Linked DNA regions of Homo sapiens: region 1 is linked to region 2. Evidence: chromatin loops called from intact Hi-C (ENCODE). Cell type or tissue: heart right ventricle. All regions are shown on one strand. Links, peaks and the distances in the headings refer to the core of each region. The heading gives the core; the rest is flanking DNA.

The links. A loop is a pair of places that touch in the nucleus more often than their neighbours do. Peaks named below come from ENCODE experiments on the same cell type or tissue, not always from the same donor. Only the 100,000 strongest peaks of a DNase experiment are listed, where the experiment ranks them.
Region 1: a loop joins it to region 2, with 7 times the contacts of the local background. A loop is called at or near these places in 44 of 110 quality-filtered maps.

What each region holds. Positions count from the first base shown.
Region 1 is chr5:42,906,334-42,912,749 of GRCh38, reverse strand. It overlaps the pseudogene PRELID3BP5. Among named protein-coding and RNA genes, the nearest start is that of FLJ32255, 84 kb to the left of the region's middle. RefSeq lists enhancers at 3,982-4,041, 4,172-4,221. In heart right ventricle, for the core only: a CTCF peak has its summit at 3,671; a DNase peak (open chromatin) is centred at 3,709; H3K4me3 peaks cover 961 bases; H3K27me3 peaks cover 542 bases.
Region 2 is chr5:43,104,346-43,108,345 of GRCh38, reverse strand. No RefSeq gene overlaps it. Among named protein-coding and RNA genes, the nearest start is that of ZNF131, 15 kb to the left of the region's middle. RefSeq lists an enhancer at 2,630-2,739. In heart right ventricle, for the core only: a CTCF peak has its summit at 2,477 (motif pointing left); a DNase peak (open chromatin) is centred at 2,495; H3K4me3 peaks cover 812 bases; H3K27ac peaks cover 465 bases.

The DNA.
Region 1 (6,416 bases), core at 1,318-5,317, 200 kb after region 2:
TTTCTGAACCACATTGCAAATTGGCTCCCTAAAAGAAGATACTGTCAGAAATCAGTAAACACTGAATCAGACAGCTGCTAAACCACCGCAGGCTTCTCCCTTCAGAAACACGCAGCAAATATTAGATGGTTGGGTCAATCCAAGTATCCGTAGGGAATAAATGTATACAGTAATTCTCATGGACTATTTTTGGAGGACAAATGTTTCATTCATTTAAAGAACAATCTGGCAATACTCCATAAAATTAGGTTATGCATTTTCGATGAATAATTTTGCTGAAGGACGATGTATATCCTAAATAAATTCTCTCATGAGAATGAGACTAACATACGAAATATTGTTGATTAGGTGGCATCTGAGTGCCCCCTGTGGGACACTGGAGAGGGAAAGTCTGGCAGAGGCTCATTAGAAGCTGATATGTTGAAGTTGGAAGCAGCAAATGAAGTGTACCTATAAAAATCTTAGAAATATGCCAATAAGCGAAAAATAATAAATGAAATAAGATATACACCCAATACTTTTTGGAAGAATTAAAAATATATATACATAAAATTGTGTCGCATATAAGACTGATTGCTACAAAACACACAATAGAAATAAAAATAAAATAGCTAGAAGTAAAGTAGTTACTAATAAGAAGAATCTCAGTAGAAGTAGGAAAAGAGATAAAAACGAATAACTGACAGAATGCACCTAATTACATAAAATAGGATCAAGGCCTGCACAAAACACTGTTGAAAATGTTACATCAATTAAACTTATTTTCTCCTTAGGTATAAAAATCATCGCACCTTTGAGGTCTCCCTTTCATGTAGTTAGATGAGTGTAGACAAAAAAAGAAAATGTATGGATTTAAGAAAGTCCTGGGATGCTCCTTTTCACAACCTAGCCTATTTTATTCATTACTCTATGTGATTGGTATGCTGCAGGACCTGGACTCTGAATCCAGATTCTAGCAGAATTAGCTTTCTGATCTTGGACTATGATCTAACCTCATTGTGTCTCCTATCTACAACTGCTCAATGCCTCTAAAATATGCAAGAAGAATGAGACATAGTAGGTGTAATTGTCTAGGCTGCTCTGCAATAAGGACACACTTTGTGTAGTGAATAGACAGTAAGTAACTGGTTCGTGCCACCAGTGGGACATCTCCATTGCTCCCTTTCCTTGGCTGATTCAATCATAGCAACCCAGAAGCGTTTTCAGAGTATCTTCCAGAATGATACAATTTTCACCTTAATCCTATCAGGTTCTGAACCAATTTGCAAGGCAAATTAGTGTTAATCCCCTGCTTATTTGAATAGCTGGTTTCTGGCCTATATACAAGACAAAACATACTGTAAAAACAGACACTCAGTACTAGCCAGTGTTATTTACCTCTTTTCCTATCTCAACTATATTGCTGGCCTTGTCACAAGACTGAACCCATGGAGTTCTGTCCATTAAACCTGGAAGAACAGTCCTGGAGGTAAGCAGGTCCAGAGTGCATGTCATATGCCACCAGGTCAGGACCGTGAACAAACCTGAGGCTGGGCACTAGATCACTTGCTGTGTTGAGCCACCATGCCTGCCAATGCCCTTAGCTCTGTGAGGATGTAAAATCAGGTATGTGTGGGCTGCTGTGCTGGGTTTCCAGCAGGCACGGAGCTGTTCCCAGGCTCAAGAGGGGTCCAATGGCCATCAAAACCCACATGTCCAGGAGTCAGTGGCTGAAACCACAAAGGAGCTCCAGTCACCTTAAAGAAAGATGGATTCTACCAATGGCAGGGTTCAATGGTCCCAAACCAGCCAGGAGATGCCAACGCTTGTGGAGCTGAACAGACACATACTGAGGATGCCTTCATAAACTACTCACAATCAGGGCTTGAAATACAGAGCAACCCAGGAAGGGGAGGGGGGTACAAACCTTTTGTTGCTCCTGGCTCACAGTGAGATAGGAGTTTGGCAGGACTAGTTTTGCAAGACAAACAGGAGGCTAGGTCCCCAAGACACAGGTCACAATACCCTCTTGATAAGACATGATTCCTTTAAAAAAAAAAAAAAAAAAAAGCCCAAACCAGTTAGAAGGAAGATGGCTACATAAGCAACCTCTGGTTACCCTCGTTGCTCATTATATGCTCATTATTATGCATTGGGATGCTAAAAGACACTAACACCCGAGCAATCACTGTGACTGTTTACAAATGCCATTGCAATGCCCAAGAGTTACTCTGTATATTCTGTAAGGGGGAGAAACTCCTGGTTCCACAAGCTCCCACCCCTTTCCCAGATAACTAAAGAAATAATTGACCCCTTGTTTAGCATATAATCCAGAAATAGCCATAAAATAGCCAGCTAGCCACCCTGGCCCCATTGCTACCCTGACTATGGGGTAGCCTCCTTTTTGTTCCTTAGTTTCCTTAATAAACTTGCTTTCACATTACTCTGTTGGCTTGCTCTTGAATTCTTTCTGGCTCAAAGTCAAGTATCTACTTGGTCTCCCAGGCTAAACTCCAATTTTAGGGGTATCCTTGCATCAACAGCACCACTGCCTTCAGCCAATTCCCCGGAAGGAGCTCCTCACACCCCAGTGGAGACCCTCATTATGTTATTGTAAACTTCCTTGGGACTGTTCATCTAGGAACAAGAAGTCTCTATGATGGAGATAATTCCTTATATAGTTCTTCCTCTCCAAAGTGCCTTAAAGTTTTCTCAATTATACAACTTTGATTTATATGTAATCAAGAATATGCTAAGGGGCTTTACTTTTAGATCAACTCAGAATTCATAGTTCTTTGTACATGACAATTGAAGCCTGTTCCTTATTCTCCACCTGTGTGGAGTCAGGACTGCTCTCTGCGGTCCAGGCTGTCCCCGGAAGCTGCTGAAAACCGACGATTCCATCAAGAAGGAACCCGGAAAGGAGAGAAACCCCTGCCTTTCTGCAGGCCTGCAGTAGGACCTGCTTCAACTGCTGCCCTGGAAGGAGCCCGAGGCACCTCAGTGGGAACCCTCATGCTGTCTCTGGGGACTTTTGCACTGGAACTGTGCCCTGCACGCATAAGAGCCTTGAGGTCTTTGCTGTGGAGATCATTCCATAATTTGTTCTTCCTCTCCTGAATGTCCTAAACATTTTTATTTAGAAAAACTCTCTTCATGTAGTGAATAATATGCAATGTGCTAAGGAACTTTTCTTTTAGATCTACTCAAAATTGTGATGGTTCTTCCATCGAAACTGTACACATTGATTAAAGCCTTTCCCTTATTCTCCAACTGTGGAATCAAAACTAGTAAATCAAGGTTGGTATAGATGGGCCTGAAGCAGACAGAAAGGGGGCAGGGACCTAGCTCAGAGCTTTTTCTTTTTCTTTTGAGTCTTATTATTATTTAAGATGGGGGTCTCGCTGGGTCGCCTAGGCCGGTGTGCAGTGGCGTGATCAGGCTTTAGTCTAAATTCCAGGGGCCTTTGAGGAGCTGTGGATACTAACAGGGTGGGAGGGGACAGCTGGGTGGATCATATGCTGGAGTTGCTTTGAAACTGACTGTGGCCCTCCAAATAAAGGCAGAAAACAGGCATTAGCACTGTTCTTTAAATCAGGGGTCCCCAATCCCCCCCACCACGGACCGGTTAGGAACCCGGCCCCAAAGCAGGAGCTGAGCAGTGGGCAAGCGAGCATTACTGGCTGAGCTCCGCCTAGCGTCAGATCTGCTGCATTAAATTCTCACAGGAGTGCGAACCCTATTGTGAACTGCGCATGCGCAGGACCAAGACTAGCTTTTGCTCTCCTTTTGAGAATCTATTGCGTGCCTGATTATTTGATTTCTAACACCTTCATCCCGAAACCATCCCCACACCCCTCTCCATCCGTAGAAAAATTGTATTCCACTAAACTGGTCCCTGGTGCCAAAAACGTTGCGGATCTCTGCTTTAAATGGTTTAAATGTTACATTGTAACGAAGAGTGGAGGACCGCCTCACTTGGAGCCGACGGCACCTGCGCACAGCGAAGCTGGTTGAAGGGCCCCCGACGGGGTGGGACAGGTGTAGCCTCCTCACCTCATTTTCCCCTGCGCTTCACAGACATCTAGCAGACTGCCTGCACCATCAAGATCTGGACTGCAGAGCACGTCTTTCACCACCCGTGGGAAACTGTTACAACAGCTGCAATGCACAAATACCCAAGCCCTGCGAACCTGAGCAGGGTGTGGGTTGATGTGTTGGAAGGATATATAGATCCCTCTGGAAAGTTGCAAGGCCACAGACTTCTCTGCACAGAGTGGGAACTGCAAGTCCCTTACTGTTGCAGCAAGAGCCAAAACATAGTCTTCAGGACCCAGAAAAAAAACTATTTTGACTCAAGAAACCACAATCATTGTGAAAAGAATCAGCCTCAGCAGTTACCTTGAAGAACTGAAGACAAGTACAATATCTTCAAATGCTAATAAAGGCTGAGAAGCACTGGAATGGGTAATACTTAAACTACATGTTAAGATTGAGAAATTGCTGGCTTCAAAAAGAGGAAGCATAAGAACTCGGATAGTAGCAGCATCATTTACAGAGAAATGATAATGGATGTTGGAAGACATCAAGTACCCCAGGTGTCTCCAACCTTGCAATCTGTTATTTTAAAACCGTATCTTAGGTAGAATTTTTAAAAAATAGACTGATAGAAGACTTTGTGACATGGAATAAAAACAAAGAGGTTCAGGGTGTCTAAATAAAAGGGATCATCTAAAATAAGTGTTGTTTGAAATGATTGTCTAATTTTGAGAGTTCCAGTATTTATGTGAAAATTTAAAAATTTTTCAAAAAGTACTTGGCAGTTTGCATTGACATTGAATCATTTTGAGGTAGAATTTTAAAGCTTTTAACACCTGGGAACACTACCTGACTTTGGTGGAACTTCAGAACAAAGCAGAGCCACCTCTTATATACACACAATTGCCCTGCTGCCATAAACTTCAACAGCTTGCATAAGGAACTTCACTTTAAAAGGAGAAATTGCTCAGTTTTAAATGATATTAATGTGTATAAAATAACTTGCTCTGCTATAAACCACCATTAAAAACCAGTGTTTTGGTTTAGTACTTGAATATTTTTGGAGTAAAAATTATCCCTAAAGTAGTATATGACTCCCAGAAACATATGCTTTTATTATAATAAAAAGTAATATATTGATTTGTCAAAGTTTTATAACATAGTAAAGGTATTACCTTCCTTGGATTTGTACTTTATGCTTTAATATGCTGTACCATGAGCTGGCTACATTAATTGGAAAAATAAATTCATTACTTGAAAAACAAAAGAGAAAATGAAGAGTGGGGATAGACTAACGGGGACTGAAAGAAGATCCCTAGCCTTGTGCCTTCTGAGTTAACAACCACAGGGTTCCAGAGCATCAACTCCAGATCAGACAATTCCAGGCAGCTACAGATGTCTGCCTTGGTGAGTCTTGCCCAGGATCTGGAAGTCCAAGATGAAAGCGCCAGTGATTCAGCTCCTGGTGAGGGCTGTCTTCCTGTCATGCCAATGGCCATGTTGTAGCTGTGTTCTCACATGGCACAGAAGGAGAGAGAGAAGTGGGTAGAGGGGCAAGAGAAGAAAGGGAGAGAAGGAGAGGGACCTGGTATCTCTTCCTCTTCTCATAAGGGCACTAATCCCATTATGAAACCCCAACCCTCATGACCTCATCTAAACTTAATTGTCTCCCAAAGGCCCCATCTCCAAATACCATCACTTGGAGATTAGTTAATCAAAATTATCATGAATTTTGGGGGAACACAATTCAGTGCAGAACACCAAGTGTATGGGAGGCTCTCATAATCTCTGCCCATCTCAGGTCCTGCAGCAACTAAGACTCATTCCTTCTTGTGGGCATCCCAGGAGAAAGATTTATGTGTCTTCACAACTTTAGTGTAAAGATTTGGTGTAAAGGTTTCCAGCCTTTACACCAAAATCCTTGGGCAGAGATGAAAAACATGCAGTAGAGAATACACTTGGGACTTTTACACTTTTCTGTCCCCTCAAATGTTAGAAATCAAAACCCATAAACTAGATGACAGCATTAATCTAGTCTAGCTGTGATTACATCAATCTTTTCACATAGTGGCAGTTCTAAGTATCAGTATAGAGAAGCTTAGATGTTGCATCTTATTGGAACGTGGAACTAGAGCTGTGTTTGCTTTGCACTCATTATTAGACTAATTACATGTCAATTATCCATGTCATAAAAAATAAGCAGATGGTGAAAGATGAGTTAGAGTGTTTTTGTGGTTTGGATATGGAGGGGGCTTCCCATCTTATCATCCTCATTTTCTGTTCTGAAGTCTCAAAATCTACTTAAAAAAAAATAAAACCACAATCCCAATCCTCTGATAACCCATTATTCCATTAACCAATTAACCGTTAATCCATAAATGGATTAAGACATCAAACGG
Region 2 (4,000 bases), core at 1-4,000:
TGGGAGGCCAAGGCGGGCATATTACTTGAGGTCAGTAGTTCGAGACCAGCCTGATCAACATGGAGAAACCCTGTCTCTACTAAAAATACAATATTAGCCAGGCATGATGGTGCATGCTATAATCCCAGCTACTTGGGAGGCTGAGGCAGGAGAATCGCTTGAACCCGGGAGGCTGAGGTTGTGGTGAGCTGAGATCTCGCCATTGCACTCCAGCCTGGGCAACGAGCAAAACTCTTCTCAAAAAAAAAAAAAAAAGATTGTTTGGATTTATTCTCATTGTTCATTTCTGAGATGTTATCACTAAAGACTCCTTTAAATATTCCATTTTTGTGTAAGTTGGTAATCAATGTTTTGTCCTTAGTTGGGTCAGACAGAGTTAAAAGGGAATCAGTGCCCATGCTCATGGCTAGCTTGATAGTGATAGTGATCAATGAGTTTCAAAAGGCTAGGAGAAAACCAGGGAGCAATAGTGAGAAAGCATGAGTTTAGTCAGGCTCCCTCCCTCATCACCCCTTGTGTGTAAACTTTAGAGTCCAGAGCATTATTTTTAGTGATGAAGGTAACACTTTTATATGTTCATTGGGTTCTTCTGAATCTTTTAAGCTCCTGTTGTTTTCTTTGAGGGCCAAGCGAACAGAGTCCTGGCCAAAAAATAACATTATAGTGGTGAAGATAGAGACATTGAGGGTTGTACTGATAACCTGTGATAGGGAGAAGATGTGGATGGTTTTAGTGCAGACCCTTGATTTGAATATACTTGTAATCAAATAACTTGTGTTTTCCTGAAATAGAGATTACTAATAATATCACTTAATAAGATGACATTAGTTACATAAAAACAGACAAGGTAGCTGTATCAACACATTTAGAATCTTTATTGAAAAAATAAGAATAGCAGAATAGGACATGGAATTAATTGAAAAATAAAGAATACATAGAATGATAAAATTCAGCACTCTCATAGCTCTGACTAAAAAAAATATTTTTAAAAATTCAGCATGCTTTCTCTCAGCACTGAGCAGTGCAGTTTAGGACATGTTTTTGGCAAATTGTTGGTATTGGTTTGTCTTAAAGGATTCATGCATAGGGCTTAAGAAAGCTTCCTCTTACACGGTACTAAAGTGGCCTATTAATGTGTCTCTCTCCCCTAGATTAGAATTTTTTTGAGGAAACTGAGACTATATCTTCTCTGTGGTCTCCTAGAGGTCATCAGGGCCACTTTCATTTTAGAGGTTCCTGGTATATTAAAAAATCAAGAAATCGGCCAGGCGCAGTGGCTCAGGCCTATAATCCCAGCACTTTCGGAGGCCGAGGCGGTCGGATCACGAGGTAAGAAGATTGAGACCATCCTGGCTGACACAGTGAAACCCTGTCTCTACTAAAAATACAAAAAAATTAGCCGGGCGTGGTAGCGGGTGCCTGTAGTCCCAGCTACTATGGAGGCTGAGGCAGGAGAATCGCGTGAACCCGGGAGGCAGAGCTTGCAGTGAGCCGAGATCGCACCGCTGCACTCCGGCCTGGGGGACAGAGCAAGACTCCATTTCAAAAAGAAAAAAAAATCAAGAAATCCCAAGTTTCCAAAAATTGTAGCCTATTTTAAATATTTACATTTAACAAATTTCTACTTTTTCACAAATCAGAATATAATACAATATAATCCAGCTTTTCAAAAGCTAATTTTCGGAATTCTAAGAAATAACATATTGTTAATAATTCATCGTGCCCTAGGGGGACAAAAATTTAAAGTTGAAGAATTAGCATCTTTCAGTCCTGTCACTGTAGCTCTGTCTGTGAGGCCTTCCACATATAAGAAGTGTCACGTCAAATGTGCCTGCTGTCTCCCTCAGCCCAAATTCTTGTCTTGGCCCTGGTCTTGTCATCTTTGTACCACGAGCCTAGTACAGTGGTTGCTTCATGGCGGACACTCAACAAATGCTTGTTGACATTTGTTTTTAAACTAAACTGTTTTAAGAATGATTCATTTGCCTTCTGAAAGTCAAGATACCAGAAAATGAGTCTGTTATTCAGTTTCTAGAACTCCTAAAGCACTATTTTACACATAATTTTCAGGCTTTGCCAAACTGTTACTAAACTTACAGTGGATGCTTTCCCCACATGATTCAAATTTCTGGTATGGAAAAATCTAAGCATAAAGGATGTGTGTGTGGAGGGGGAGGGAAGGCAGTAAATACCTCAACTCCTGACCCCATGAACCCATTTTATTAGGGATAAAACCAACGGTTGACTCATTGAGGGACTTTCTACAGTCATCTCAGGTGTATGCTAGACATGAAAGTCCTAGAAAGTTCTAGAAACATCCCAGTCTGTGGAAAGCAGCACCACCTCATCATAGCTGAATTTAGAACGACAGCATTGATCAATTCTCTTAGCACTGTATGAGCCAGGGTCGACACGCAGCAAGTCTTATGGAGCCCGTGTGCTGCTGCCCTCTAGTGGTTCTTCGGCCTGTGCAGGACCCACCGCTTTTCTCCCACCGTGAGGGGGCAGCAGAACTTCCAGGTTGTCAAACGCTGAAATCCGCTGGGCTGCTGAAACCAGCCAAGTCCATGGTCCTCCCCTCAAGGCACCGGAGATCATCAAGTAGTGCAGGAGTCATCAGTCCCAACACTGGGAGAGATGAGATTTGGTCCTTCAACTAAAATGCAGGATCGCACCGCTAGTCCTCTTCAGTGTCATTCCCTGCTTTCAAGGATACAAAACCAAGGGGACGAGGACCGAGGACAGAATGGATCTGCCAGCAGGAACCCGAAGCCAAACTGTCTTTCTCCCCACTCTTCCGCCCCCCCGAAAATGAAGGTTACCGTCGGGAGGGAGGGCATGTGGCAGTAGTGTCTCTAGTGGACAAAAGGTGATATGTCCATTGTAGTTTGATTCACTCTTCAATTCTCCTGGTTTGTTGTTGTTTATATTTCCCAACCAAGGCTTCCTGTCCTCTCAGTTTTCTTTCTTTCACATTATTTTTCTCCCTAGATTCACTTGCTCGGATAGCTCCTAGATCCTGTGCCCTCATCATCTTTTCCAAGGCCATCATCAGGACTCATGCAGGCTTTTTTTTGGGGGGGACGGAGTCTTGCTCTGTCGTCCAGGCTGGAGTGCAGTGGCTCGATCTCGGCTCAGTGCAACCTTCACCTCCCGGATTCAAGCGATTCTCCTGCCTCAGCCTCCTGAGTAGCTGGGATTACAGGCACATGCCACCACACCTGGCTAATTTTTGTATTTTTACTAGAGACGGGGTTTCACCATGTTGGTCAGGCTGGTCTCGAGCTCCTGACCTCGTGATCCACCCGCCTCTGCCTCCCAAAGTGCTAGGATTACATTTGTGTTCCTGGTTGGTCGTTGAGGAAAGAGGAGATTGGCGGGGTGGGTGGTGGTGGGAAGGCTCATTGGGGGAACTGGCCCTTGGTCCTGGGTATCTTGGCTTTGTTGGCCAAGGGGTGTGTGGTGGGGTTGTCTGTGGTCAGGATTTGAGGGCTTCTGGGAGGGGGAAGCCGGCCAAGGGTAGAGAGCTGCCAGAAGTCAAAATCGCGGACATGGGTTGGGCTGCCGAAAGATTCAGCAGACAGACAACAGCCCCGGCAACTGTGCTTAGCCCTGAAATGCCTCTACTGAGTCCTCCTAACATTTAGTCCGAGTGTGCCAGGGTGCCTTTCTGACGCCTTCCTGTTGCTCTCCCTGCCATCTCTACCATTCTCCTGCTTCTTAGTGCTTTGGATCAAATAATTGGGCTGGAGAAGAGCAAGTGGTAGGGGACAGACGTCTGATTCTGGCCTATTCTGCAGTCATCCTAGCATGGGTTTAGAGAATGACATTTTTCTGTTTGCAAGCAGGGTAGGCCTGTAGACTAGGGATTGTGTGTGGGAGGCTCCAGCATGGTCAGTGACAATGGAGCTGTAATTATGGGTCTCAAATTCAATCATACAATCTAGGTACATCTGGGACTTGGGATTGGGGTAGGTCTGGAATCTGGTTACGTGGGAAA